Regions from separate parts of the Mus musculus genome. Here regions 1 and 3 are each linked to region 2. A link is a loop called in an ENCODE intact Hi-C map of the cell type or tissue named here. Cell type or tissue: left cerebral cortex. All regions are shown on one strand. Links, peaks and the distances in the headings refer to the core of each region. The heading gives the core; the rest is flanking DNA.

Region 1 (10,498 bases), core at 988-8,987, 120 kb after region 2:
CTTACAGTCTGGTGTCTTCAGCATCTTGGTCAAGGAGCATGGAATACATTTCCCCTGGCACTGTGATCTAGTCTACAGACGAGATGGATTGACTGGAGTGTCGGAATCAGGGAGCTGGCAGGGCTCTGGTTAGTCCCAAAGGGAAGAAAATGGTCCAGGAGGTAGGCTCTGGTCTCTGGCAAGCAACTAACTGGGCTTTGAGGCAACATGAATGATGGGAACTGTAAAATAGGATGTGGAAGCCTACCTGGGTCTCTGGGACATTTAGGAAGGCTGACATATTTTTACCTGTGTGTTTGGCGTGAGTGTGTGTGTGTGTGTGTATGTGTATGCATGAGTGTGTATGTGTGTGTGCATGAGTGTGTGTGTTTATCTGCCATGTATGTGCAGTACCCATTGTGCCCAGGAAAGGGCATTAGATTCCCCCTCAGCACACTTCCCTTGGAGCTGTTGTTTTGGCCATGGTTAGCAGAAAGCTCCATTCTCTGTTCAGCCCCTGGACCCAATTGCCATGAGCCTCTCTGTCTCTTGCTGCCTACAAACTACTCATTGCTGCCAAACCCCTCAGTACTGCAAGTGAGATGAGAAATCATTAAGCCTCTTGGGAAGTGTTACCATCACTGAGGAGGACACCAACTCACAGCAGTTGAGGGGATGTGTTTACCCTGTTCAGTGTACCTCCATATTTGTTCATTTTCTTCTCCCTTCTCACCCCTTTTTCTCCTCTAGACTCCTTGACTCGTACAGAGGAACTCTCATCTGTTAGTGACAACCAAATTGGCATTCCTGTGGGGAAGAGGGACTAAAGAGTATTCTATTTTGCTGGCATCATTCCTGGGCTCTAATACAACATGATTCCATTTCTATTTATCAAAGTGTGGCTACTAAAAACAAAGTGTTCTATACAATTACCTTATTCAAAAAGACAGTTTAAGAAAATACAAGAATTTTGCAGGCTGAATTGGATCTCAGTGGTGCATTATTTATCTAACATGTGTGAAGCTTTGGTTTCAACTGCCAAAAGAAGAATGAGAAGAAAGAAGTTAGGGTTTTACTAATGTGAACAGACACCATGACCAAGGCAACTCCCATAAGGACAACATTTAATTGGTCTGGCTTACAGGTTCAGAAGTTCAGTCAATTATCATCAAGGTGGGAGCAAGGCAACATCTAGGCAAGCATGGTGCAGGCAGAGCTGAGAGTTCTATATCTTCATTTGAAAGCTGCTAGTGGAAGACTGGCTTCTAGGCAGCTAGGATGAGGGTCATAAAGCCCACCCCTATAGTACCACGCCTACTCCAAAAAGGCCACACCTCCTAATAGTGCCACTACCTGGGCTGAGCATATACAAATTATCATAGAAGGGTAAAGAAAATGTAAGAAGAGAAGGTAAAGGTGGAAGAGAAGGGGGGGGAGACAAAGAAGAAGAGAAAACAATAATAGTGGTTGAGAGAAGACCCATTTCAACATTTTCTTTTACAAATGAGGCTTGGAGGCAGGAGAGCAGCTTAGTCAACATTGCCCAATGTGTCTGCCAACCTAGCTCTCATCATTGCGTCCATGGAAAAATATCAAGCCTAGGAAAACCTCTCCACAACAGGGATGTTATTATTCCTAAATTGATTTCTGGGTGCTGCTCATATCTCAGCATATGGTGTTAGATCTACAGAATCAGATCTGAAGGCTGTCAAAACCCCATCTACTTGACCCCTGAAGTCAGCTGATTTTAATATCAAGCATTAAAATCAGAGTTGGGTAAAAATGTAGGCAGATTGTGGCAAAGCTTCAATGTATTTAGGAGAAGAGGTCACATTTGAACTCATCACCTTTGGAAGCTTTCCTCTAAGGGGACACAGAAAAGTCTCAGTGGCTATGGAAATCAAAACTGTGTCCTCAAAAAGCTAGGGATGGAATAGCAAGCAGTCACTGCCTCTGTATACCAATCAGGGTTTTAAAGACACACTTGGGATTCCATGGAATAGCTGAGGTACTGGATTGGAGTGAATAGTTAAGACCAAAGCATAAGAACAATTCTCTTATTCAGATCAAACACTGTGTTGTGCATGACTTACATTTAAGTGTACATTTCAAAACCAATTACAATTTCCAAATATTCAAATATTCCATTAGTTGCACAATCAATGCACTATGTGGTTCACCAAACAATGCATTTTAGAAAAGCGGATAAAGCACAGGTCATCCTGCTGCATGTGTCAGAGTGCGTGTGCATTGTGGAGTCCTAGCCATGCTCTCATCTGCCCGAAGTCCTGACCCAACCAGAGAACAGAAAACCCAGAACCAACCCATTCCAAAAGAGGTTCCTCTGCAGAAATAGGCCAGGCCAAAAGAGAGCAACTTCTCACTGTCATGTACCTTGAGAGACATCTTAGGCCACCGTAACATCTATCAAGTGACACATCATTTACCCAGTATCTCCTGACCAATTTTTTTTAATTTCATCTAGAGAAATATTATCATCCTCACGATGTGGTACAAACGTGAACAAAAGGGGCCCCAGCTTTGCAAAGCAAACTTCAAATCTGGCATTAAAGATGAGTCCCGGTTAGCATCACCTGGGGGGCGGTTTCTTAGCTGCTATTTAACTTCTGTTATCACTTCTTTGCTTGTAAACCAAACCAGTGATCAGTTGGAAATATTCAGTTACTGCTTCCATGAGATAAGGACTTGCTTTCAGTAGTGGGAAAGCAAAGCCAAGAGCAATTCTGACACATTGCTGTCATTCAGCCAGACAAGACTAGTCAGAAATGGCCGCAAGCAAGTAAAGTATTTCTTTTGAGAGGATGATTTTAAGTTTTCCTCTTTTCCTCCTTTTTAAATTTTACAAGTTGCTTAGGAGAGAAACTACACCCACCAGTGCCCTGATCTTACATGTTCAGCCTCTGGAATTAAAAAAGAAAAACCAAAACATTTCTATTTCATAAACATCCCTGCCTGTGGAAATTTGTTATGGTTGTCCTAGAAAACAACAACAACAACAAAAGATGTCAGATGCTCACTAGAACTCTCCCCACAGGCGGTTTCTGAAATCTCTCCTTCACCTCTACCATTTAAAAAGTAAAGAGCTATCTCCACGAGCAGTGCTTGGGACACTACTCACATGTATGCAAAATGAGGGAGCCATTTGCCCAATGTATTGAACAGAAAAGGCAACTCAGACTGGATCAAAACTGAAAAGTACAAAATCCCTAAAAGAAAACCTAGGGCAAATCATTCATGCCATGGTTTTGTGTGAGACTCAAAGGCTCAGGTCAGAACAACAACAAAGAACCAAAAAGCCAGACAGCTGGACTTTATAAAAAGTTTTAGGATGCTGAACCTCGATACACACTACCAGCAGAGTAAACATGCATCACATAGATGGGAGAAATAATAGCACACCATATAAATGAGAAGTGATACCCAGAACACACAGAGAACTCCTGAATCTGAACAAATAAAAATCACTACCCAAAAAAAGGCAAGGGCAAAAGACTTGAATAGACATTTTTTCCAAAGATGCATATACATATTTATTAAGCATATAAAAAGGCACTCCATATTATTGATCAAAAGAAACTCAAGTCAAAAGTCCAATGAGTTACCACCTCATACTCATTAGGATGCCTGCAATTCAATAAAAACCCAGAAACTATCAAATATGGATGTGGATCGAGGCCCTCATCCACCAACTACCTTCCCTTTCAGGAATATAACAGTAACTACATTGCTCACCTTTCCTTTGCTGTGGCAAAATGACTGACAGAATTACCTCACATTGGAAAAATAACTGGCTCACAGTCTCAGAGCTGACAAGGCATAGTCGTCTGATCCCATTGTTTCTGGATGTGTGGTGAAGCAGAACCTTAGGATGGGGAATGTCGGACCTACCAGCAGAGATGAATGATGGCCAAGAAGCAAAGAAAGGGAGGAGCTAGAGACAAGAACCTGCTCCGCATAACTATGATTCAGCTACGTCCCCATCACCTCCCACCATCCACCAAGCCAAGAACCAACTGATCAATCCACTCATCTTCTTAGAGCCTTTCGATCCAGTTACCTTCCCAATACCCTACCTCTAACACATCCCTGCCATGAGTTCTTAACACACACACACAAACACACACACACACACACACACACACACACACACGAATCCATGCATGAGCCTCTGAGAGACAGCTCAGATTCAAAGCACGACAAGTGAAAGTCCAATCCTCACAGCATGCCTGGATTTCATGTCTGCCCACCTAGCCAGGAGAAAGGAATAAGTCTCTGCCTAGTTTCTGTACATCCATGCCCACAGACATGACACTCCCCACAGCTACACCACAGAAACAACCCATGAGAAACGGAAAGATAAGCAAAATATGATACATTCACACAATGGTCTTCTGACAACAAAGGGGAGAAGCTTGGGGAAGTAGCAGGCGAAGACTGGCAAGATTAACAGGAATTCATTGACAAAGAACAGCTACCTTAGTTTCTAGCTTCCCTTGGGGTCACATATGGCTTTTATATTCTCACAACTTACAGCCTTTATGCAAAAAGACAGCTCCTAGTCACTTTCCTTCTAGTCAAGTGCATTTGCCATGCTTAGGCCAAACAACCACATGCTGTGAGCAACACAGGTACAAGAAGCTCTTTTAATTACACAAATAGTAAGTCAGGCTAAAACAGGAGAGAAAAAATTCATGGTGAACACACAACAGGAGCTGTATTTTTAGTGAACAAATCTACATAGCCTGAAGCAGACATCAGGAAGGAAGATGGAAAAAAAAAAAAGACTGGAAAAAATCATTTTCCATATCGTTTCTGATGTTTATAGATCTAACTACGTTCCAAGCCAGAAGAAGAAAGATGTCTCTGCAGGCCATGAAGATCAGCCTTGTGGCTTCTTGACATCTACTGGCGACAGCCCAGGGTAGCAAAAGATGCACAGAAGACAAAATAAATGCCTCATGTGAAAAACAACGCTACTTCCACGGGGTGGGCGGAATAACCTATATAAAGCAAAGTTAGGGAGATAGGTTTTAGCGGGAAAGCCTGTTTTAGGGCCGGATATTGGACTTGCAAGTCAGGAATCCCGGGCAGAGGGCATGGCCAGTCCCGCCCCAGTCCGACCTCTCCGTCAACCGGAGTTGGTGAGGCCCTTTGTGCGGCACTTTGTGCGACAGTTCCGACGCACTTTACGGCGCCGCTGCCGTGTTGCGCGGCGCTAGTGGAAGTGGCGGCATCGCTGGCTCGGCCCTGTCGTTCTCCACAGCTGTACCGTGGCGGTGGGCTCGCGCTGGGATGAGCGCGCGGTGCCGAGCCGCGGAGTGGAGTCATGGTGAGTGGTCGGCGCTGACGGGCTCCGAAGGGGCGCTGGGCGGATACGGAGACTGACCTTTACTCCGGCCTCCGGTGGCTCCAGCTGACACCCCTTATCTGCTTGCAGGCAGGCACACGTTTGTGCCTCCTAGGAGGTCGGGCTGTTACCCCACTACCATCTCCGCACTCCTCCCCTCTTTACGGTGGAAATACCTTATGGGATCAGGGAGCCTTTGCAAGCACTGTTTCCAAATCCAGCAGAAATCTTATTTTCACCGGTCTTGTCTAAACTAGAAAGGGGTTCCAATGCCCAAGGGTTAAAGTTCTCTTCCATGGCTGAAAAATCACCATCTTACTGTTGTGGGTAAAGATGACTTACCCTTTTCTTCTTGGTGAAAATCCCATACTCTGACAATAAATTGTGGATAAAAATTGCAGTAGTTTAATTTTTTTTTTTTAAACAGGGTTTCACTTTGTAGTCCTGGAAGTCCCAGAACGTACAGAAATTCACCTGCCAATGTTTCCCAAGTCCGGGGACTAAATGCAAGCCGCCAATGTGCACCACGTCCAACTGCAGTAGTTTTAAAGACATATTTCTATTAGAAAAAAAAATGTTTCTTCCAGCAGACCCTGTGCTGCACTCTGTAAAGTCCCAGTTGCTTAGAGAGCTAGTCGCAAATTCGTGGGCAGCCTGGACAATTTTAGCAAGACTCCACCTCAGAATAAAAGTGTTGGAACTTTGAGAAAGGCTGGAGTTGTAGGCACCTTACCAGCATGAGACACACACTAGGTTCCATCCCTAATCCTGCCCCAAAAGGGAAAAAGAACCCACCTTTCACCAAAATGAAGGTCGTAATGAGTTTGGCTGCGGAATAGGTAGCAATTAAGAGTAGTAAAGACTTGCTCTTCTCCTCCATTACAGGCCAGCACAGTGGTAGCAGTCGGGTTGACCATTGCTGCTGCAGGATTTGCAGGTTTGTCTGTGGGTTGGGGGTGGAGCAGACTGGTTATGCATGGATTTGCTTATTCTGTTGCTTTTGGTTTTAGGCCGTTATGTTTTACAAGCCATGAAGCATGTGGAGCCTCAAGTAAAACAAGTTTTTCAGAGCCTACCAAAATCTGTAAGTGAACCTTCTTGCTAACTAACTTGCCTGTATTTGAAGCCTGGAGCTTGCCTGTAAGGTGAATTCCACAGGTCCATGGAGCTCAGTGTGGAGTTGTAAACCTTGCAATGGGCCACACTGGGAGTTGGTTTTCACATGTGACAACTGAGGGTGGGTGGCCTTTGCAGATTTAGAACGATAGCAGGTAGTTAGCAATTAATTTTACTACATATACTGTTGACCCAGGTTTATCTGTCCAGCTGCCTTCCCTCGTGTTTTGTCACATAGGATAGCTTTGCAGCGATGTTAGATAACGGCTCTGAACTGGGTGTAAAGCACAAAGCTGCTGCTAGTCAGGACTTTGAGAGGCCATGTCATGGAGCTTGGGCAGGAGCATAGGGCCTTGTTGTACATGATCTCTACTAAGGTTAAGATTCTGATGGCATAAATGTCCCTACCATAAAGTCTTATTTTAGTTGTTGCCTTGAATCTTTTCGAGATCTCCAGGTCGTCTTTTGAGACCTTTTGAAACTCCTGTTTTACGGGGATCAAGTTTCTGTCTGGAATATGGATGAGAGTGGCTGCCATTCACTCATCTCCCCTCCCCCCCTCCCATCTTATGTTCTCAAGACACTGTTCCAGTTTAGTTGCAAGAAATGGGTGTTTAACACATCTTAAAATAGTTGGCTACCCCTGGTCAAGCTAAAGTGCCTTGGGAAGTACACTTGTACTTCCCTGAAATGTACCACTTCTTTTACAGATTTAACCAACTTCCATTTACTTCATTAATCTTTTCTTCCAATTCAATTTCTTTCAGGCATTCGGTGGTGGGTACTACAGAGGTGGATTTGAACCCAAAATGACAAAACGGGAAGCAGCATTAATATTAGGTGTAAGGTAAGATGTCTACTCAGTTCTGAGATGTAGGGTAAGGTAATTCCTAGTAGTAATTGAGAATGAAGTAGTTGCTGGGGATAGAACTCACACGTGTAACACTGGGACAGTGCTCACTGCTGCCTGGAGTAATCTAAAGTCTACTCTGGAATGCAAACTAAGCGTTGAATGAGGGTTATGATGTTAACTACATCTAAAGCACTTTTGGTTCTTACGAAGCACATTTTACTGTCTCACACACAGCTTCTCAGTTGTGTTGCTTTACTGTTCTCAATGTTTAACTTCACTTCTGTAATAGTTCATGGTGTTTTGTTTTCTTAAAGCAAACTAAAGCAACAAGTATGTTTTCCTTTTCAAATTAGCCCTACTGCCAATAAAGGGAAGATCAGGGATGCTCATCGCCGGATTATGCTATTAAATCACCCAGACAAGGGTAAGCAACTTTTATTACTATACTGGACTGTTAATGGAATAGCTAATTCTTGGTGTTATGAATGTCTGTGTGTGAGCAGTTTCCCAGTTGTGGATCACATTGTAGTGTCTTAAGTGAAATTCAGTACATATGGTGACGTTCTCTGCAGTGACACCATGTCTCACCAAAATAAAGATATAATGAACAACAATGTAAGAACTACTGTGATTTGGCAGGAGCGGTAAACATTACTACTACTTTTAGGTTCTGTGTCTATGATAGAATGTCTTCCAATAACGGGTTACAGTTCTGCTAGATATTTTGGTTGGTTTGTTTTTAGGCCATCCAAGGTTGGCCTAAACCTTATGACCACCCTCCCTCATTCCCAAAAGCAGAGCTTAAGAAGCACACCCCAACTCGGCTATGTTTTGAGTTTTACTTTTTAGGTTTGCATTATTTTTGTTTAGACTCATAAATAACCAAGTTTAAATTTTAATTAAGAAAAACTTAAGGGGCCTCTTAATGTGTGGACACTTGTGACAGAATACTTATTTGGAAACCTATGAGCTGTATTTGCTTTTATTCAAATACAGACTTCAAAGTAGCTTTAACTGGTAAGAACAGATTCTTTAAGCAGACCACAAAAATCTGTTGTCATGCACATGAAATTTAAATAGAACTGTTTAGTATGTGACTTCACAATGTAAAGAATTTAGCTTGCAGACCTCGAAGTATTCTGTTCTGGATGGTAGTAGAGTCCACATATACACATTCTACCAGAATCCTCTTGATGACCCCTCTTTGATAGGGTTAGGACCACACTGCTCCATCACTTTAGTAGACAGCAAATCTAGATGACATTACAAAGAGTCAGCTAATATTGAGAGGAAAACTGAAGCATTATAGAATGGTACACAGATAAGTCTTTCAACATTAGCTTAGAAGCCTATGGGAAGAACAGTGGATTATATCCACATATGCAGTAATGAGTAAGCATAGAGTTCTGTTAAGTGTGTATGTGGGAGGAGCCAAATCCTATTTAGACTTCTGAAAAAAAGATTTCTGAAAAATGGTAAACTTTTGTGTGAAAACATCTCATTTCCCATCGATCTGATATTTTACCCTTTAATTTTGAGACATATTTATAGTATCATAGTTGCTTCTTAATGAAGATACCATTTCTGTTACACCCTGGAATCCTTGAAATGCTTCTGACAAGACTTAGAATCTGTGCTCTAAACTGTGTCTCCCCCATCCCCTTTCTTCTATAGGAGGATCTCCTTATATAGCAGCCAAAATCAATGAAGCTAAAGACTTACTAGAAGGACAAGCTAAAAAATAAAGTAATCTGATGAATTTTAAGTCCATTAGTCTACTTATGAGCATGTTTTGTAATAAAAATGCCTCAGAGCTATAACCCATGAAAATTGCTTGGCAAAAGCTAAATCAGTGTCTTGGTATATTTTGTTCAAACTTAAGGATTTCAAGAATTATGATTACACACATTAGACTATAAATGCTGTTCATTGCTGACTTAGCAAAGAAATTTGGCACTTGTTATTTTTCCAAGGCTAAGGCCTTGCTCTGAGAATACCCCACTACAGTCAATTGAGACAGACATTAACTATTGAAAATGGGATTCTCACCTTTGGGAGGTAAAACTCAAGGTACAACTGGCCCAAGGTACTTGAACACTGTACTTTAGGCATTTTCACTGGGCAATTCAGATTTTGATAAATTAAGACAATTTAAAAAAAAAGAGAGAGAGAGACAGTCTCAATTATTATATAGCTCTGGCTGTCTTGCAACTTGCTATGTAGCTCATTCTGGCCTTGAACTCAAGAGATCCACTTGGCAGTAGATCTCTGTCAGCCCACCCAGCTACATTAAAGCTGTAATAGAAACCTTCCAGTGTATAGATCCTGTCAATTTTGTTATTTAGCTAGTCCCTTGGAAATACTTGATAAGCTGTTCCTTTGTTTTGATTTTCAGTTATGACCAAGCTTATGTGACTGTAAAATTCCCTCAATTTTAAAACTTGAGAGCCAAGTGTAACACACACCTTTAATCCCAGCAGTTAAATGCTTTTGATTTTCAACCTCAACCATTAATATTTTACATACTATAAACCACCCAAGTTAGACGGCCAATACTAAAGTATGTAAGCTGACCTGTGCAGGTCAGGAGCTAAAACCCCTAGCCAGCGGCCCCTGTAGCACTTAACCTGTCAGCACTTTACACTGTGTGCACTTTGAGCTAATGTCTCGGCTTGCAGAGATCAAGGTGTTTCGATTCACTCAAGGTCACTAAAGGTTATTTCCTATCATGCACCCTCTCGTAAAATCCTTAAAGTTTGAGTGTGAAGAAAACTACAGATTCTAGAAATTTTATGTAACTAACTCTCTCAAATCCCCCCCATGCTGGGGGGGTGGGGGGGAGGTCCAAAGGTATGTCTCATTCTTATTCACAGCAAATAAAGAAAAAAACTGTTCCTAGGGGAACAGGTTGTGAGGCTCTCTAGTCACATGCTTCTATTTGAACAAGCCTTATGTGTTTTGTAATAGTAAACTTGGAAGCAGTGTAGCCCAACTTTGTCATATACAGCCTTTCTTGTTTTGAGAAACATAGTACTTAACCACTATAGTTAGGAGGATTAGAGAAATTACAAATAGGAACACAGCACATATTCTAATGCCTTATCTGAACACATGGCATTAGAGATGACCAGCAAAGCGTGTTGAGTATTGAAGTTTTATGTTAGCAAGCAGGTAAATACACT
Region 2 (10,498 bases), core at 968-8,967:
TTTTTGTTTTTTGTTTGTTTGTTTGTTTTTTAGAAACCATAAATGTTATTTGTTCAGGGTCTAAGGTATATCTCAGTGCTTGTCATGAATGAAACCCTGGGGTTCGATCCCCTGTACTGCGTAAACCAGGCATGGTGTGCATGATTGGAGAACTGGAAGAAGGAGGCTCAGGAGTACAGGGCCACCCTCAGCTACATAGCAAGTCTGAAGCTAACCTGAGCTACATGGAAGCCTCTATCCAAAAAAAAAAAAAAAAAAAAAAAAAAGTGACAGGCAGGAGAGACATTTCAGTGGTTCAAATTATCATTCCTGCACAGGACATAGGTTGGATTCCCAGCACCTCATATGGTGGCCACAGGTTCAGGTGATCTGATTCCCTCTTCTGGCCTCTGTGGGCAGCCAGGTGTGTGCATACTGCACAGAAATACAAACAGGTGAAACAGCCATCATACACATAAAATTAAAAAATAATTAATTTTAGAAAATTAAAAGACAGTGATTTTTTTTCTTTCTTAAATTTTCTATGAGGACATAAAAGTGATTCTCTCTTTGGCCACACCTGATGATCCCCAAAAAGAGGGCGATAAAATTGTGTTATAGATGTCATTTGTAAACCATAGATGGCCAAGCACTTGCTATGTGTCCAAGGAAGTTTGTATCTATAAAGATGTCACTCCCCTAGGAGGTAAGAGGGACTCATGATCTGGGACCTGTATCTAGATCTTCAGCACTGCAAGGTGAGCTTAGATCTTCATCGAAGGGTGTCCTGCTGGCTCCCACCTTAAAGCTGTGCCTGGGCAGAGTGCCTAGCCTTCCCTCTGTTCATAGCAACAACAGCTGAGAGTCTGCAAGTCACTAAGCATTGGTTCATGTTTCTAGGCCCCTGTAGTCTAGCGCACATGCTCTCCTCCATCTCTGTCTGCAACTATCTTACTAGGAGGAAAAATACCTCCATCTCTGACGTGGCTCAGAGCGCTGTGGAGGGAGTCTGTCATTAGCACGGGCAGTGAGTTTAAGCCTTCCGTATGACAAGAAAAGCAATGTCATATGGTGGATGATCTTGACATCATCTCCTAAAAGACCTACAGTGGTTGAGAATCATGGTCAAGGCTCTATGAGCCACATAACACCAAGGTTTTAAACCAAAGGCAGGAGCAAAGGACTGAGTGACTTAAAGGAAAATCTATGCAGAAAATGCTGTACTGTGATCACCGCCTTAGAGCGGACCATTGCAAACCTAAACCTCTCTGTGTTGATCCTGGAGATGCAGCTGCCATCTTACAACACCTCCCAGCCATCTTCTCGTCCTAGATATGATCTCTGGCATAAGCTTTTCCTTGCTTGTTTAGTGTGCAAATTTAAAGTATCACTTTTCACGTCCACAAGGATGAACTGTGTGAGATAAGCAAGACATGTAGGACTCCGTCACAGAGGGGTGTTTCTTGGCGAGTTGTTTTTCCTTCGTTGCCTTCTCATGTTCTAACTGGGCTTACTCCTCTACCAAAGCTTTCTGTTCAAATCTAGTCTCTAAGAGCTTGGTCTTGTCCCCATGGGAACTCACCCTTTTATGAGGTCTTTGGTTTGGTTTCAGTTTGGGTTTTAACCTTTGATTCAGTCACCACAGCAACTAGAAACAGTGAAATCTCTGAGCACGGCTGTTGGAGAGATAGTCCTGGTGTCCTGTTTAAAGTCCTGCTGAAGAATACACTTTTAGGGCAGTGTCCAAAACACCCATGTGGTTTTCCTTCAAGGAAAATATGTGGTGGGATTGTTTGTGCCCACACAGGATGTCCATTACCACTAAGCAGGATAGCAACTGTCGCCATACAGGAATTAGGGGTTAAGCTGAGCTTGGCACTGGGCTAAGACATATTCACATCTGGGTGTTAAGACAAACTGGACTACTCTTGTGTGCCACAATATGACTGGGTTAAAGATGGATACAGAAGAAAGGGGTCCAGAAACAGAATCAGACACATGGAGAACTGGGTGGAACATGAAGAAAGACTTAAAAAGAAAACCTCTGGTGCTGACCAGCCAAGAAAGTGCTCTGGAAACCAGGGGTGCTCAAGAGAGTTTGACAAGATATGCAAAGTAAATCTTCCCCTCCCCATAGGAACATCACTGTGTGCTTTCTCACCCATGAAAGCAGATTAGATTTTACAAATTCAGAGAAGAATTGAGGTCTATGGCTCTGGACTGTCTTGGAACACAAACTAAAAGAGGATGTGGTTCCTAGTGTATATTTTCAATTTGAATGGATCTGGAATCAACTTAGAACCAGCCCCTTGACCACACTGATAGAGATCTGGAGACTCATCTACCATGGCTGACAGCATTCCCTGGTTGGGACCCTGGACTGTATAGAGAAAGGGAGCTTGGGAGCAGCCTGTGCTGACCCGTCTCAGCTTTCCAGCACTGCACACAGTGTGACTGACCCGTCTCAGCTTTTCAGCACTGCACACAGTGTGACCAGCTCCCTCAAGCTCCTGATGCCACGATTTCCCTGCCAAGAGGAGCCAAAATGAACCCTTTCTCCCTTAAGCCAGGGCGTTTTATCACAGTACCAGAAAGCGAACTAAGACAGAAAACATAAATACACTAGGCAGGACAGGAGCCCCAGAAATCTGTGTTACCCCTCAAAAAGCACCAGACATCTGTGTTACCCCAAAAGATGCTTAGGCATGAGAAGAGCACAGGCCTACACTCTCACGATGCCTGTATGAACAGACATCAGTACTGACTCCCTCTGATCTTGCTTTCCCCTCTGTGAGACCGTGACTCTAGATCTGTGAGGGTGAGCAGCATCATGGGTGACGTACTTACTGTGTGAGATGGTGGGGTTTTCCACTTTTGTTTCTGCTGCAATAAATATTGAGTCTAAAGGAGCTTGACTCAAAAAATAATTAGTATGTGACCTTTTTATATGTGTGGTTCCTTTGTCCCTGAGTCTTAGACCTAATTATTTACAGCGGCTACATCAAAACCCATGCAGAGGTGGGGCTACAAGAGAATGTATGTCCTGTATTGGGTCACCCATCTTCCCACTACAGTTTTAGTGCATGGTGGAAGTTGGTACTCTTCCCTCCAGGGTCATGGGTCACTGGACCAATCTTAGTGTTGATCAAAATATGCGTGTGCTTTGTTCTCGCTGCCCACAGAACCTGGATGCCTCTGGGTTTATAGTGATGTTATTGTCTAAGGAAGCCCATTGCTCATCACCATGTAAGGTGAGTGGACCAATCATCATGCTTACAAAGAGAGGGCACCTCCCACATCTTCTCAAAGGCATCCCATGTGACAGCTAGAGAGAGTGAGATTCTACCAACATGACAGTGAACAGCCCAGAGCAGCACTCACAGAGCCTAGAGTTAAGACCAGCCAGCCCCTTTTCTGTACCCTGAAAACAGAAAGCAAGCACCCCCTGGTAGGGCGGCCTAGGGACCATCAGAACCTCAGGGCACAGACCCTTCCATGCCAGGGGAGGTAAAGTCCAGCTTGAACCTCCGCCTCCTCTCAGGTTCTCCAAGCCCCTCGAGAACACTGGAAGTTTGGTGGCCTCTGTGATGGAAAACAGCCTTGACTCTTAACAAAAGTCTCCAAGCAGCCCTAACAAGAAGGCAGGACACCAAAACCCTCAAAAAAGTCTCAGACTCACCAGCACCTCTCAGAAATCTCACCCTCTATTCCTGTAACTTTTGAAGATACCCCACAGATCTTAGATTCCTAAGATCCCTGGAATTAGCTGATCGGCGGTTGCTTTGGCTTTACAAAGAATAAAATATGTAGTATATCAGTTGTTATGTCAAAGAATAGGGGGCTTGCAAGCCAGAAATGCAATGATCCTGGTGACCCAGTCACTACTCAGGGATTAACCAGCTCTCCAGGTCCCCAGCACACGGACAGCAATCTTATACAACACTGTCTAAACCAGAGGGAAGCAGAAATTCTCACGGCTTTACCACCAAGAGCCATCAGAGGTTCTCAAAACTTTAAGCAGGCAGCTAAGCATCCACGGGCTGAACCGTTAGGCCCCATGGGCTTTCTGGTCTGATTACACATTTCTAATACCTTCTTTGCAGAGACACTTCACCTAACATAAAGTATGTCCATTTCAGCAGAAGCACTCTGATAACCCTCAAGAAAAGTTATGAAAAATAAGATATTGATTGTACACGAGACCAGCTAACAGCACACATTATCGATGCCGAGGGTCAGCAATGATGGGGGTCAACACTGTAAGGCATCGTTCCCAGATACTGATGTGGGTCAGCACATAGAGTACCACACCACCTCACCGATAGGTTACTACACGCTAACTGACTTGCTCTTCCTCCTGTGCCCAGCCCCGTCCCTCAGGTTTCAGTCTACTATCCAGGAACTGTTATAATCAGAGGTAAAGCCCTTTGAAACTGCAATACCAGCACAAACCAGTACCCCAGTGCCACCTTCACGGCAGCTGGCCAGGCATGCTGTTTCAAAGTCAGGCGTTAGGAGGCAGCAATGACTCAAAACCTCGAGGCTTGGAGATGTGGCTTCAGGAAGTTGGCAAAAAGGAACAGCCAGAGTGTGGAAAACAGACCTGTCTGAGGCAATCCTCTGGGAATTCAGATTCCATGTGACAAACCGTCAGAGGGACATGGCTTGTCCCTCATCAAGACTCGTGTGAGACCACCTGAGTCCTGTATTGTGCATTGCATCTCTCTATTAGACAATAACAACAACAAACCTTCAGCCAAGAGTCTAAAGAGTTAAACAGTCCTTAAAGCCCCTGATCTCACTGGGTTGTTTTGCTCTTGGCTCTGGGAGCAGGAAGGCTGCCTCTGTGGGGTTCTGCGCCTCACCTTTGAAATGTGGTCTTCAGTATAAACACTTTTCATGCCACCCTGAGACAGGAGAGCTGGCTGTGCTCATTTATGCCATTCTGGCTGAGCTACCTCTCAAACTTAAAATAACACTGTGGCTACTTACAAGTGCCAATGTTCCGTTTGCCTTTTTAAGATTACCTGTGGCATGGGCTCTAATCCAAAGTATAAGGTTTCAGGTAACTGATCTGTCTGACTTCTGGGACGTTAAAAATGCACTTTTCCCTTTCTCAAACAGGAAACTACCTTTGTTATTTGTATTATGGTTCATTGAAATGTTTAAATGACAAGACATTTTGCTTAAGTCACCTTTAAAATGGTTTGACTTTTAAGTAGCAAAACAACTCCTCTCTCTCTCTCTCTCTCTCTCTCTCTCTCTCTCTCTGATGTTTATTGTGAGAAAATATGTTCACATAATTTTTGCTACAATTTTACCTCATGCATAAATGGAGAGAAATCATGATGACTGGAACTTAAAAGGGAAATGTACAAGGGGTGCTTAGCTCACAGAAGCAACCCCAGAGCTAGTGCCTGTGATACTCACAGGGTATCTTAAACTACTACACTAGCACGCGTATGTTCCATGCCACACAAAGCTCAGCATCACAGATCACAAGAGGAAGCAGCACTGAGAACGTTGATTGTCACCAGTAAAAACCAGCTAAGTCAACCAGAATTCACATCAAACAACGCAAACGTGGCAGGAAGCTCCCTTCCCTTCAAGGAGTGCGTGCTTATCCCAAACGCCTCCAACAAGCAAACCTCAGCTCTGTTGCAACGAATCCTGAACAGGGATGGAAGAAAACAGCTCACGTTACTTACTGTTCTTAAGCCGTCTATCCACACATCCTTCTGGCTCCGACGGGTGAAGAGGGGTTGGTGAGAAGAAATCTAGCAGGCAAAAAGAAGAGGGAAGTAAGTGTTAGTCGTCGGGAAACTCACATCTGCGGGTTCTCTTGAAGCAGTCCCCACAAGATCCCAGCACACGCAGAGAAAGGAAAAAGTTGGCAGAATCCTCACACCTTCATTCTTTCCAATCACGCGGAGCTCCAAACTTTCCCTGCTCAGACCGCTCAGTCTCCTGGACAGCGAGACGTCCAACTTCGGCCCCACTGGAGACGACTGAGTCCACAGAGCCACGGTAACTTCAACACCCGGTCCACAGCTCCCGCTTCTCTCCCATTCTCCATTCACTTTTTTCCCTTCCTAGGGAACGCTCATAGGTCTGTTCTCCGTGCCCCCCTAGTCAGGCCTGGCTTTGAAATGCATTTCAATCTCTCCACACAGACTGCTTTCATTGCATTTAGAGTCCCACTAAGGCCCAGCTTTAAAAGCTACGGATTCTTTTTTTCTTTAGCCTTCCTCACAAAGGAAGGGTATTTTGTAAATTACCAGCTCGTTCAGATCAACAAAAGGTACTTTCATAGAAAGCCCCATTTCATTTTGCTCAAATTTGATTACAAGGATGGAGAAAAGGGAAGGAAGTCAAAAAGAAAGCCCCAGATGGCTTCTCCATTCATCGCCGTGAATGAGCTTTATCTCTGCCTTTTGAAACCGCAGCCGTGGAAAAGCATTTCTGTTGGCTTAAAAAACTTGACAAAAATTATTGGTTTGCCATTTCTCATGCAACAGCCATTGGGAACTGGATGAAAAGACTTTTTCATGGAATCGCCTGCTTGGATCAAAATAATGGAGATTAGGTATTTCATTATAAATTACAGTGGGAGATAGAGCGCCTGTCATATTAATAGCTACCTGCTCGTGGCCTTCAATGTAGCTGTTCTCCTAGACAAAGGACCAAGAGGGTTGTCTATTGAGCTTGTACTTTAGGCCTGATCAATTTTCTATCATCAAGGCAAAAGGTGAGATGACTAACAAAGGAATTCACACATGACTGACCTCATAAGCCTATAGATAAAACAGCCTAAAGAGGCAAAATACATCCTGAAATTATGGATGATAAACTACATAAAGATGGAGAAGAAAACAGAGTGGAGGACGGGAGAGGAGAGCAGTCTCTATAATTCTCCCTCTTTTGGCCAAATGGACACATTAAAAGCGACTTGTTCTCAGCTGCAGATAATTGCAGCCTGTGGTTTGCAGTGGTCGGCTAGAAATCCTTCCGCCTACTCCTTTCCCCCCTCGGCACCGTCTCAGTCATTTCATTCGCTATTAACGGCAGCATTGTGTTCAGGATAAAGCATCTACCAAGTCACACTTAAAAACTGAAAAATGGAAAAGAATCGCAAACGGCACAAGCTTCTGATGCTGTGCTGTGGAAGATGGTATTTATTCTCTGCTCCAGGTTCCTGACCAGCATGGCAATTCCGTTAGGAACCTAAAGCAGCTTAGAGTCTGAGCTGTACCCACTGGACGCAGTGATGATGCTCTCAGACACCAGCGAAAACAAGCTCCTTCAGAAAGGGAATGGGTGCTTCTGGTTCATCCCATCTCGGGGGTTACTTTATATTTCTAATCAAAGTCACCCAGATGACTGCAGGTATAATTGAAGTCCTTTACCCTCTGCTATTGCAACAGAATTGCCATAGAATTGCCCACAACTTTCCTAAATAGAAAACAGGGCTAGACTTTCTGGCCACTAGTTCATTGCTTTTTGAATTCAGGGTGATTGTAAAGAAAGTATCTTTTAGGAATAAAAACCAGGGTTCAGTTATCCCCATAACTGAAAATACAGCCTAACATTGCACATACAATACATAATACACCTAATACTAGATAAAAACCTATGTGAGTAGGGGAAATTTTCTGTGCTATTTTAAACCACAGAGCAATATAAGGTTATTAATATAAAAGGGCTTTTAACTGCCTGAAAGCTTGAAAAATACTATAAATATTGGCCATGGCAGCAATTGTCAAAATGAGGCCACATTTGGATGGGCACCTGTGACCGAACTTAATGGCTTCCAGATCTTGGGCATGAGCGGCTTTAGTGTACACTCACATACACAATGGAAGCACTATGATAACATAAAGGTCATTTATGTACGGATCAGGAAACAAGAATATGATGTGATCTTTGCTGAAGTCAATGGTTGCACATTGTCTTGGACTGAACTGCCTTCATTTGTTTATCAGAGAGCCCTGGAGCCTTAGACTGTCTTCATCATTTCAAGATAGAAAATTCAAGGTTATTAACTGGTAGGTGCCAGTGAACAGACAGGCTCTTCCAAGCATGGTATAAACTTGACTTGGCATGAAGCTCACAGAGGGTAATATAGAACACATCTTAGGAGTCAGAAATTCTATGTAGCCCTTGACCAAGTTATTCTACCTCTAGGAATTGACCCAATAAAAACCACCAGAAAATGAAGATAAAGATTACTAGCCCTTCCCCTGAAAGATATTTACTGCCCTTTTCCTTTCTTTTGCTGTAATAAACACCACACACAAAAGGGACTTGGAGAGGAAAGGGTCCGTTTGGCTTCAGTGTCACTATTGCAATCCATTGTGGCAAGCCAGACAGAAACAGAGGAAGAAACCATGGAGAAACACTGCTTACCAGCTTGCCCTCCATGATTTGTTCAACTTGTTTTTCTTTATATATATATATATAAAACTCAGAACCACTTGTCAGGGGATGGCACTGCCCACAGTGGGCTGGGCCATCTCACATCAATCACTAACTAAGGAAAACATCTTCACAAACTTGTCTACAGGTCAATCTGGTGGGAACATTTTCCCAAGCAAGGGTCACTCTTCCCAGGTGACACTAGCTTGTGTCAAACTGACAAAAATCTAGCCAGCACACCTACCAAAAGTGGATCAGAGAAGTGGTTAGGGACACAAAATCAGAAAGCAGACTCGCTGAGCCCCAGTGACAATAAGTTGGTGGCTTTGGTCTTCTATGCGTTGGCTCTCACACCTGTAAATCAGACTCAGACTTTTAACCCTAGAGCTTGGAAGACTGAAGCAGGAGGAGGAGTTCCAGGCCACTGCAGCCTCTGTAGTAGTTCTAGTCTAGCCTGAGCTACTCTATCACAAAAAAGGGGTCAAAGGGGTAGTGGATGAGGTGTGGTGATGCATGCCTTTAATCCCAGTACTCAGAAGGTAAACACAAGAGATCTCTCTGGGCTCAAGGTCAGCTTTGTCTATATAATAAGACCTTATATAAGGAAGAAAGAAAGAAGGAAAGAAGGACTGAAGGAAAGAAGGAAAGGAAGAAAGGAAGGAAGGGAGGAAGGAAGGAAGGAAGGAAGGAAGGAAGGAAGGAAGAAAGAAAGAAAGAAAGAAAGAAAGAAAGAAAGAAAGAAAGAAAGAAAGAAGGAAAGAAAGAAAAAAGAAAGAGAGAGAGAGAGAGAGAGAGGGAGGGAGGGAGGGAAGGAAGGAAGGAAGGAAGGAAGGAAGGAAGGAAGAGTGGGAGGAAGGAAGGAAGGAAGGAAGAGTGGGAGGAAGGAAGGAAGGAAGGAAGGAAGGAAGGAAGGAAGGAAGAGTGGGAGGAAGGAAGGAAGGAAGGAAGGAAGGAAGGAAGGAAGGAAAGAAGGAAGGAAGGAAGGAAGAGTGGGAGGCTCTCCAAAGTGTTGTGATATACTAAAAGAAATAAACAGTAGAAAAGGAAATTTACAGAAGAGAGGAAATACTTGTAAGTGTACATCTGAAAAGGGTGTGGCGTCTAGAATATGTCCAGAAAACATACTAAAGAGCAACATATAACCAATAACAATGGGCAGCAGACTGAAACAGAGGTTGCACGAAAGAAGGTATACAAATCTGACAGCTGTCTGGAAGCGAGCGGCCACCTAACCCCATGAATGAAACCCTGCATGCTGCCGAAGGGGCAGCTCAGTGAATAAAGGCACCTGCCACTGAGCCTGAGCACCCGACTTCAATCCGCAAAACCCACAGGATGCAAGAAGAGAGCTGACTCCCAAAGGTTGTCTTCTGACTGCAACATATATGCTCTGGCAGGTACGTACACATGTGCTTCTGCACCCCCCCCCCAATGTAAAACAAAAACCCACAATGAGCTACGGTTCCAACACATGTAAAAATGGCTATTACTAAAAAGACTAAAAATAATAAGTGCTAGAAAGAATATGGGAAAGAGAATTAGTACAACTATTGGTTCAACTATGTAAGAAGGTTTCTAAAAACCATTAAAAACAGAATTATTAGGGGTTGAAGAGAGAGCTTATCCATTGAAAGCACTGGCTACTCTTCCAGAGAACTGGGGTTCAATCCCTGGCACTCACACGGTGGCTCACAACCATCTGTAACTCCAGTCCCAAGGTCTGCGCACATACATAGTGCACAAACATACACGTATTCAAAACACCTATACACATAAAAAATTTACATGAACAAACCCCAGAAATACCATGTGGCCTGTTAATCCCTCTGTTAGTGTACAGCTCAAGAAAATGAAACCTGTGTTCTTCCAGAACAAGGGAGCCTAGGTGGAAGAAAGCAGAAGAAGTGGAAACCCCAGACTGGACTCGTCTTTAGTAACTAAAACAACTAGAAAGTTGTAGATTCTCCAAGATGATCTTGTCTTAAGAGTCACAGTCTTAATACATCTAAGCTGGTCACGGACTCACAGCTGTCCACCTTGAGTCTCTCAGAAGCTGGAATACAGATGTGTACCTCGATCCCTGGCTTCCCAAGACACTGTTAAC
Region 3 (10,498 bases), core at 1,055-9,054, 94 kb after region 2:
TCTGACTATCCCCCCCCCCCCCAGAGTGTGCTGATACCTCTAAATCAGAGGCAAGGTCAGAAGCAAACTAAGCATCCAATGGCAACTGCTTCCATGATTTGTGGAGCATCCTCAGGGAAATCCATAAACACAGAACAGTGAGTCCTTTTCATTTATTTACCAATTCCTATGAAGAAGAACAGTTTCATTTATTACTTGAGAAAACAAAGTGCCGGGGAGTAGACATGTTATGTCGCCATTTACATAAAGGAGAAGAAAATATTTTATATATAGGGTTCGGCGAGTAACATGTCTGCCTCTTGAGCAGAAGGGCCTGAGTTGAGATCTCAGCACCCACCTAAGTGCCAGATGTGCTAGTGTGTACCTGTAACCCCAGCTTGGTTGGATTCTTGAAGCTCATTGGACAGCCAGACTTACAGAGCCTATGAGCTCCAGATTCAGTGAGAGTCTCTGTCTCAAAACCAAGATGGAGAGTGACTGAGGAAGAGATGGTGCTGACCTCTGGCCTCGAGGCATACACATGTGCAAGCACACTAATATAGATACATTATACACCGCACACATCACCCAAGGTTAAAATGTATTAATACAAATAAGTGTATCTGTAAACATCGAAACTTGGAAACTAGGAAACAGCCCTAAATCATCACAGGGGTTCATTGAGGCAAATACAAAGTTTACCATAGTTAGTATTTCTTTAGTGTCCCCGAGCACTTTGAAGGACAAAGAGTTTTATAATTTGAAGAATATAATCTACTTGGTAATTAAAATGAAATAAAATTCACTGGGTTTCTGAGCATTGTGCATGTGAGCCTTCTCCACTTTGGCTATGACTACAAGGTGGTCACCTTCAGGGACATAGAAAATCTTTCCCCTCTGTACCTCAGAAACCTCCTGAAAAGGTGTTCTCTCACTTATCCACGTATATTCCCTTTCTTCCTGTTTTCCAAAGCAAATACCAGAGGACGTTTCCCTCTCCACAGTGAGGCATAGCTTTATGAAGCCCAAACCCCATTCCAAGCCTCCCACCATAACTGTCTCCCCAAAGCCATGACATGAGCTAAAATATATCAACCAAACACACAGAAAATAATCACCTCTCCTAACACCATAAACTCACAGCATGGAAGCAGAGGCCCAAGATCAAGCCTTCTCGTATCCCTTACAGGTCTTGCAAGCTGTGTGCGTTTGTGGCCCTGCCCCGGTAGCACTCAGACTAGGAACTGAGACTAATACTTTACTCATTATCTTTGGACAAACACAGAGAAGCACAGTAGCTCATCCCCATAGAAAAGGCCACAATGTTGCCAAGGAACAAATGCCAAATGTGTGCCTTGGCTTCCCTACCTAGACCAGAGAATTCTGCAGACACAAACATTAAATGATCGCTTCCCACAGTTCTGCTGAGTCCTTAGTGAAACCCTAACTTCTGCTCCTTGCCGCCGCAGGTCCTGAGTGACATGGACTTCTCATCAGTCTGGGCTGCTTTCTTGAGAACCCACAGTTGATCACCACATGATTCCAGCGGAGGCAAAATATTATCAGTATTTTTAAGCACCATTTGGGCAAAAACATTACTTAGGGACATACATACTGGTGAGTCATGGACTGTAGAGGCTATTTTGAGCTTTTCTTCCACTGTAGCCCAGTCACGTCTGGTTGCTTGTCAAGATAGTAGCTCATTAGAAGGACACTCAGCACTGGCTTCCAAAGCCATCGTCCTAGCCCAAGCCTCCCCCTCCTCCCTTAGAGCACACAGAAGCAGGGAGTAACAGCAGCAGGAACACTAATGTGGAAAGCACATGTTCTCAGCACCCTAAGCAAGGTCCTGGGTATTCAACTCTTCAGTGAATTTAATCCATAGGAAATGTTATGCAGTCTTTAAAAATCTATAGATTTAATTTTTTTTTTTTGATGTGATGCTCCAAGTTTTCAAGATGAAGGAAAGTGGTGACACTGAGGGGAAGGGAGAGAATGGAATGGTTTTTTGAAACAAGAAATGTACAATCAGGGTCTGCCCTGCTTGCCTGTGTGCCAGGGTCCCTGCTGATCGATCTACTCGGCTGCTGTGCAGCTTAACTTGCCCTGAGCAGCCAGCACAGCACCTGACAGCAGAAATCTACATTTCTGTTCCTCCCCAGCATCTCCCTGCTCCTCAAACGCTGGACATCCCTGCAGGCTGAGGACCTTCTGTATGCCACACCATTGGTGAATGAGGCAACGGCGGTGTGCCCTGTGCCATCATTCAGACCACTTCTCCTGTTCTCTGTCCCATAATTTTCATCCTGAATCGTGTGTCACGTAATCAAACCTTGTTTTTAAATAAAAATGTAATTCAAATCATAATTTTAAACTGGTCGTTAAAATTAAATGTAAATGAACATGAGCCGTCCTTTATAATTAATTTGACTCCCCTACAGCCATTCAGTTCAGTGTTTGGCATTTTACTGCCAAATGTTCAAAATTAAATCCCATGAATTACAATTAAAAGAAGCCAAATATTATAATAAGAGGGGCTTTTTTTTTTTTTTTTTTTTAGAAAATTAATGATAGAAACAAAGTGTTGCTAACAGCAAGCATTGATAAGGAACTGGGAGAAAGCACGGTGCTTCGTGCCCGTGGTGCTTCAGGTGGGCTTTACTTTATCATTAGCATCCTCTCGGAGCCTACACTGAATCCGTGGTTGGAACTCACTGCCTTAACCCTGATATCGGATGAGAAAAGTTTCTAGGCATTTTGAAGTAGTCATTATGAAACTTGTTTTTTAAGCATAAATGTTTCTAGATCACCAGCATCTCTAAAGAAAACAATAAATAAAATCAAAGTAACCAGAACCTCGGTTTGATTTTGGATTTGCTGAAAATAACATATTCACAGGTGAGGTGACAGCTCATCTCTTGTTTTGTGTTAATCAAAAGTAAAACTGGGAAAGGCGAGCAGAGCAGGAAAAGCCAGGGCTGGCAGAGCAGTCGTCTTTCATTTGCATAAGCAAATCACCTTTCCCCATCGCAGGCAGACAACTTCGGAAATACCTCAACGGTTTATCCGTGCTCTCATCGGAGCATAAACACACTCCTTCAAAAGAACAGAGACACGGCCAGTTGCACGCTAAATAACTTACGATACAAATATATATCAAAGGCAACTGCACATTTGAAGTGGAAAAGAAGGATACATTCAAGTATGAAACCTCGCAGTTGTCAGTGGAGGTTGAAGGTCGGCGTCATCATTTTATAGGAGCTGTCGGTGCTCTTTGCTTCCTGGTTTCTTTGGTTTTGTTTGCTTGCTATTATTATTTATTTCTGGCCAGAGAATTAACACTTGATCACTATGGTATCTCTCACCCAGGGGGAGGAAATACCTTTTTATAGAAACATCCTTCTCCCCAGAAATACCAGCATGCTTAATTCCTACCAAACCAAAACAAAGTGTGCTTAAATTGTATAGGTAATATGAGATACAAACTACACTTTACATAGGCATACGAGACAGATGCAGCTATACATTTACATCTCTACCATACACTTGATCCCAGGTGGAGAACTCCACTTTAAACACACAAAGCCTGGGTGGCTATTGTAGACCACACTTAGGAAGGGCAAATTGTTACAAAGACTGCTACCCTTATGGAATATGCCTGTCACATTTTTAACTTCTTAAATCATCAAACTGTGTTACTTCCATTTAAAAATTCATAATTTTTTAATGTAGCTTGATGTTTTCTGTATAAAGTTTAATAATTTAGTATTGACAACCAAACACATTTCCCTATATCCTACAGAAGGCTAAGTTTGAACCCTGGCTTAAACAGTCCTTATTAAACACTGCATTGAACACACTCTTTACGCTAATCAGAGGAAAGGCAAATAGCACAGTAAGACTTATTGGGAGTTTGCCTCCCTTCAGTGGAGCCTGTTACTTGAGAAATTTGCTTATTAAAAGGGGAAATCTTACAAGGTGGAAAAAAATGTAAGCTCCATTCCTAACATTCAATTATTGCCCCAATCGGGTTTTTTTTGAGTGGTACAAACTATTAATTTACAAATATGGAGCCTTTCTCAGTGGCACGCTTCCAAAAGGCACCAGGTGTCTGATTGTATTCAAAATCACAACCCAGGGAACACTTAGTACAGTAAATACACAAAGGAAAAGCCTACTGAATTCCAATGTTGTTTCAAACCCATCTGCAATCAAGTATTTTCACAACCGAACATAAATTGCACCTACAAACGGGGAAAGGTTCTATGTGCATATCAGACACGCAACAGGCAACAGCCCTCGGAGGGAACCCACTCCTCTCCATAATGTCAAGACCTGGGATGGAAAGGCAAAGTTACAGAGTAGAGATTTCAGTTCTTATTATTTTCCAGTTTTTCTGTGTAAGCAGCAGACTCTAAGAGGATCAGCCCTATTCCGTGCCATCAGCGTTTTCCGAGTGCCATGTTTAAGTACTTCTCTGAAGATGCGTGAGTGTGCATGAAGATGAAAGGCTTATGAATATCAATAAATCCAAGAGTCCAAATGCAAGCCTTATCATTTTTCTAAAATGCATTCTGTTAGACACAGCTAAAGGATACTAACTGGAATTTGGCTTTCTGGGTTCATACTCTCAAGGTACAAATAGCGAAATATGCATTAAAGACTTTAGCATGCGATAGGCTAAAGAAGAGGAAAATCAATAAGTAGCCCCAATTCAAAATAACAAAAAAGGTCACTTTGCACTGCAGCCTACCTAACTGGATGGCTTCAACCCTCAAAACCAAAGTCATCACTATCAACCTTGGTTTCTGACTAGGAAGAGATCTAGGAAGCTCAGCTGCTGAACAGCAAGCAAGCCTAAACTTTCAAGACTGAGGTCTGGCTGCCCTTGAGGGTTCACCACCTTTATCTCCCCTGAAAAAAAAATGCCAATATAAAAATTCTAAAATACCTTCATAAGCCCCAAGGAAAGCCTGTGGACAGAGAGATGATGTGATAGACTCCTTCCTTCCTCTCCTCAGCCGCTTCTCCTCTGTGCGGCTGCTAGCGAGCGAGAGCATGGAGAGTCAGCCGCATATTTAATTAGAAGCAAGCTGCTGCTTCGCTATCAGTGTGAGGATCTACCTCTCCAATCTCTTGTGAGTCAATCTTTCCCATCTCTGATTTTCTTTTATATTTATGCTAGAATATTTAATTGTAGACAAAAGGTTACTCTGGCTGTATTCACTGCACAGAGGCACAATAATCTGCTTTAAAAGGCTTGACATTTCAGGCTTTTCAAAAAGGCTGAAAAAATTATATCCCTGCTTTTGTTAATCAATGAAGTAGAACTCTCCTGAACAAAAGAATTAAATTGCTTGGTTGGTTTAATAAAACCAACAGAAATAGCTGCTTCCTTTGGGCTTTATTGTGTAGGCATGGCACACGCACCCAGCACTGTAATTCCATATGATTCAGGGCAAAACTCTAATTTCTGCACACAGTTGGGTTTTTAAATCCTATTCAGACCCTATCCATTCTGGCTGGCTCTCTAAGGCCAGATTTATCATTAAACTTGACTCTTTTTCTGAAGTGTGGCAACCATATAGCAATTTTAATTTTGTTCCCATGCCTGTAACCCTCCAAAAAAACTGTCCATTAAAAATATATTAATCTAAATATTACCTTTTTGTTCTGTTTAGTCTGGAGCTAATGGTTTTACACATCTTTCCAGTTATTTAATTAGGAAAAAAAAAGGATTGGAGGGAGTGAAAATGTGGCAGGAGCTTAGTTGTGAACCTATAAAATAGTGCCTTTTTAAAAAACACACCCCACGATCAAACCAGAAAATAACCATTTTGTTAAATTCCTATTTGCAGCCTAGGTTTGCAAGTAATACTGGGTATTTATTGGCAAAAGACCTCAGAACTTCCGGGTTAACCAAGCTGATTGCAAAAGATGAAGCAGATGACCACTGTTTTATCTAATCACAAGGCAGGTCTCAGTTTTACTGAGAACACAAAACTGTCTAGGGAGGTGGCCCTTTCTCAAGAGCTTTCAGATGGGTCCTTTTGTTCTGTTTGTGTCAAACACGCGGAGAAAGGAACATGTTCTTCCAGGGTTCTATGTGGAAGGGGCTAAGAGTTCAGATGGTTCAGGACACACTCTCGAGGATGTGGAGGAAGATCAGGGAAGGGGGGCATTGGTTGGATCAACCATTACCACCCAACCCCAAGCTTTACACATTGAGAGCTACAGAGAGCATTTTTCCAAGATAATGATGGAGATAAGTGCCAACAGACATATTTATGCCAGACACTGCCTAATGCTGCTTCTGACCTAATCCTGGAGCTGAAGGTCACACAGAGGTCATCCAATCCCTATAGGTTTTGTCAGCCCCCACCCCCCGTGGAGATAATGAATGGCTCAAACAAATCTAGCCATAGTAAGTGCTCAATAAATGGAGACTACCATTGTGCTTACAACCCCTGTCTAATCCATTTCACATTGGCAGGGATTCGCAATAGCTGTGCCTCATTACCAATCATATGCCAGTAGCTCAACTGGAGACCCTGGTTTTCTCTAACAAAGACATGCCTTGCTGCAAACATGGGGTGGGAGATTACATTGTTGCCAAAGTGGAGTAGGCAAGTGTGGGGAGGTGTCAGGGATGTCCTAGCTCAGACATATAAAACTGCATCTCCTCACACTTTCCACTCTCTGTCACAACAGATGAGGTTTAGGCTACTTGTTAGGTTACTGCAAAGCGCCAGCTTTCTTCATGAGAGCCTCTCCCTCTCTCCCTCCCCCTCCCCCTCTCCTTCCCCCTCCCTCCCCCTCCCTCCCCCTCCCACTCCCTCCACCTCCCCCTCTCCTTCCCCCTCCCTCCCCCTCCCCCTCCCTCCCCTTCCCCCTCTCCTTCCCCCTCCCTCCCCCTCCTCCTCTCCCTCTCCCTCCCCCTCCCTCCTGCCCCTCCTCCTCTCCTTCTCTCTCCCTCTCCCTTCCTCCTCTCCCTCCCCCTCCCCCTCCCCCTTCCCCTCCCCCAACCAAGCATTCTGACGGACACTCAGATGCTCCTCTGGTTTCTTTCCTCTTTTAAATGAGTCCTGAGTTCTGAATGAGTTTAGGATTCCAAAGAGTTGATTTTAACATTTGTCAGTGTAGACATTGCTCTTATAGTAAAGTGAGTTTTTAGAGTTTTCTGGAGAACAGGTTACCATTTCCTCAACGTGTTAAACACAGGCCTACCACACAAATGGGAAGTATGTTTCTATGCCCTACATAAGAGAAACAAAAACCTAATCCATGACAAAAAAAATAAAAAAATTGAGCACAGTTGTTCACAGCAACAGCATCTTTAAAAGTCCCTAAATCCCATATGTGTCTTTGTTGAGGAGTGGCAAAGAAAGAGAGAAAGAGAGAAAGAGAGAGAGAGAGAGAGAGAGAGAGAAAGGAAGAAAGGATGGAAGGACAAGAAGAGAGGAGAAGAAAAAGAAAAAGGGAAAAGAAAGAAGGAAAACCATGCGGTATACCCACACAATAGACTATTATAAAACAATAAGAAGGAAGTTTTGACCTGTGTTAAAGCATGGTGGTCCTTAGAAACACTTCACTAAGAAGCAAGTCGCTGAACACCATGAGTTCAAATGACATCATTCATCTAAAATGCACAGAATATACAAAAATGAAGAGAAAGTACATTAGTGACTCCCTAAGGCTGGGGGCGGGGCAATAAGTGAGTAGAAGCTAAATGGTGTGTCCTGTTCTGTCACAGTCCTATTGCTATGAGGAGACATCATGACCAAGGCAGCCCTTACAAAAGAAAGCACTAAATTGGAGGCTGGTTCAATCGGCAAGTCCATGAGCAATGGCGGGAAGGAGACAGGCATGGTGCCGGAGCGGAAGCTGGGAGCTTTACATCTGGATCCATAGGCAGCAGGCAGAGAATGAGATACTGGTGTGAGCTTCCGAAACCTCAAAGCCCACCCCAGCAACACACCTCCTCCAGCTTAGACTTCCACACAGTTCATCAACTTGGGACTAAGCATGCAAACATGTAAGCCTATGGGGCAGAGGACCTTCACATTCAAACCACCACAGGTGCATGGCTTCTTTTGAAGTTGGATATGGACAATGTTCTGGTATGAGGCTGGTAATGGTTGAGTTGATGAAACCTGTGAAACTGGGCTTCTAAAGAGAGAGCTAAGGTGTGCCAGGTGAAGTCCATCTCAGTAAAACTGCCCTCTTCTGGGGTGTGTGTATGTGTGTGTGTGTGTGTGTGTGTGTCTGTGTGTCTGTGTGTCTGTGTGTCTGTGTATGTGTGTGTGTGTCTGTATGTGTGTGCCTATGTGTGTGTGTCTGTGTGTGTGTGTGTGAGAGAGAGAGAGAGAGAGAGAGAGAGAGAGAGAGAGAGAGAGAGAGAGAGAGAGAATCTTTTTGCCTTTTGTCTGGGGATCTCTACATCTTTCACTCTAGTTCAGAGCCTTGGCTATAAAGATGGAGGAGTTCAGCTCTACCTCCAAATTCAGCCCACATCAGGATACTGATCTTCCTCTGGAATAAAATCTAAAGGCAAGCCCTGTTCTCAGGCAAAGACACACCACAAACTCAGGGTGGAAGGAACATGAAAGAAATGAAGGTAAGTGCTGGGAACAAAACTCAGGGCCTCTGCAAAAGCTAAGCATCTTCTCACCCACTGAGCCATCACTCCAGACCCAACAGTTATATTCTTATCAGCTTTAGGGGAGTGTGTGGTAGTGGTGGTGTGTGTGTGTGTGTGTGTGTGTGTGTGTGTACTCGTGTTTGTGTACAGTCCCAGGTCAGGCTCAAGGGTCATTTCTCAGGTACCACGTGCCATCCACATTTTTTTTTATTCACAGATTTATTTGGCCACAAATTCATTGAGAACACTGAAGAAATTCAGATGAAATAATATCAAGTAACATATGTCTCTTAAATTGCTTTTTTCTTCCTTTCTTTATTAGATATTTTATTTACATTTCAAATTGTATCTGCTTTCCTCATTTCCCCTCCAAAAGCCCCCTATCCCATCCCTTCTCTTCCTGCTCACTAACCCACCCACTCCCGCTTCCCTGTCCTTGGCATTCTCCTACACTGGAGCATTGAGCCTTCACAGAACCAAGGGCCTCTCCTCTCATTGATGTCCGACAAGGCCATCCTCTGCTACATATACAGTTGAAGCCTTGAGTCCTATCATGTGTACTCTTTGATTGGTGGTTTAGTCCCTGGGAGCTCTGTGGGTACTGGTCCGTTCATATTGTTGTTCCTCCTATGGGGCTGCAAACCCCTTCAGCTCTTTGGGTCCTTTCTCTAGCTCCTCATTTTTGAGGCAGGGTCTCTTACTGAGTCCTGGAGCTTGCAGTAAACTGATTGACCAGTAAACCATGTCACCAAGCCTAGCTCTTTACATGGATTCTAATGGGTCCTAGAGACAGAACTCAGGTCCTCAGGCTTGTATGGCAAACACTTTACCAAATTAGCTGACTCCCTAACTCTGGGAGTTGGGTGTTTGACAGTCCCAAGTCTTTCTTCTCAAAGCACACCATGGTTAAAATAAGTTCGTGATTGGTTTTCTTTCTTTTTTATTCAAATTAAAGTTCTTTTCCACATTGATTGATTGATTAATGATTGGTTGACTGACTGACTTAATATGAGGGGTGTGGGAACTGCAGCCTGTGCGTGGCCATCAAGAGACAACTTGCAAGAGTCAGTTCTCTCCCACCTCCATGTAGGTTCATGGAACTGAACTCAAGTCATCAGGATTCACAGCACGGAGCCATCTCTCCTGCCCCTAGCAGAGCTCCTTGCTCCTGCCCCTGCTCCTGCCCCTAGCTGAGCTCCCTGCTCCTGAGTTCACACATTTACTATGACCTTGGTTCTTTGACTTTATGAAAGCCATTTTGTGAAGTGTGTAGTGCCAGCTCACAGTCAAGTGGGACAACAGTCACACTGTCAGCAAGCCACAAGCCCAGCAGAAGCCCATCCCACCCTGTAGGTTTTATGGGTCCTTTTATATCTTAAGTTTCTTTCTTGGTCATCCTTGTGTTTCCACCAAGATCCTTGAGTGTACGTGTGAAACGTATAGCTGCAATTTCAGGTCCTGTCTACTGATTTTTTTTTAAATCATTTCCGGCCATATTGGTTGATTTTCTTCCTCCTATGGCTGTTGTTTATCTGAGGTTTTTCCTACAACTGGTGATGATGTGAGATGTGGCTTTACCATCTTGAAACATAGTTTTGTGACATGCTGGATTTTGTCATCTACCTTTAAAGAGAACTGGCTTCATGCCAAGGCTCAGTGATGCCCCTCAGGGATAACCTGTCTTGAGGGCCATTCAAAGAGGTCTTTCTTCTAGAGGCCTCATTCAGTACTGGGGCATTCTGAGAACTCTCTGTGAGACTGGGTGTATGATTTGCATGCATATGATGGAAATGAGGTCCAGGCTTTGAGGATTCAAGAAAGTGTTAGGCTGGCTCTTTCTGGTTCTTCTTTTCCCTGGTCTCAGATAAGTGCCCCTCT

What was found. Hi-C counts contacts between places; a loop is a spot of excess contacts. Peaks named below come from ENCODE experiments on the same cell type or tissue, not always from the same donor. Only the 100,000 strongest peaks of a DNase experiment are listed, where the experiment ranks them.
Region 1: a loop joins it to region 2, with 8 times the contacts of the local background. A loop is called at or near these places in 7 of 42 quality-filtered maps.
Region 3: it touches region 2 in a loop (2.5-fold over the local background); 2 of 42 quality-filtered maps call a loop at or near these places.

The regions. Positions count from the first base shown.
Region 1 is chr3:34,076,017-34,086,514 of GRCm38, reverse strand. Dnajc19 (DnaJ heat shock protein family (Hsp40) member C19) reads left to right here and starts at 5,161. Exons shown (of 6, transcript NM_026332.4): 1 at 5,161-5,329; 2 at 6,233-6,284; 3 at 6,358-6,431; 4 at 7,231-7,310; 5 at 7,670-7,740; 6 at 8,991-9,230. The coding sequence starts at 5,327. The coding sequence ends at 9,061. In left cerebral cortex, for the core only: no CTCF peak of the experiment used is centred there; DNase peaks (open chromatin) are centred at 4,544, 5,180, 5,973 and 6,528; H3K4me3 peaks cover 1,937 bases; H3K27ac peaks cover 1,431 bases.
Region 2 is chr3:34,192,419-34,202,916 of GRCm38, reverse strand. No RefSeq gene overlaps it. Among named protein-coding and RNA genes, the nearest start is that of Gm52623, 69 kb to the left of the region's middle. In left cerebral cortex, for the core only: a CTCF peak has its summit at 4,481; DNase peaks (open chromatin) are centred at 4,503, 5,572 and 7,080.
Region 3 is chr3:34,099,004-34,109,501 of GRCm38, reverse strand. No RefSeq gene overlaps it. Among named protein-coding and RNA genes, the nearest start is that of Dnajc19, 23 kb to the right of the region's middle. In left cerebral cortex, for the core only: no CTCF peak of the experiment used is centred there; DNase peaks (open chromatin) are centred at 1,538 and 4,967; H3K27ac peaks cover 186 bases.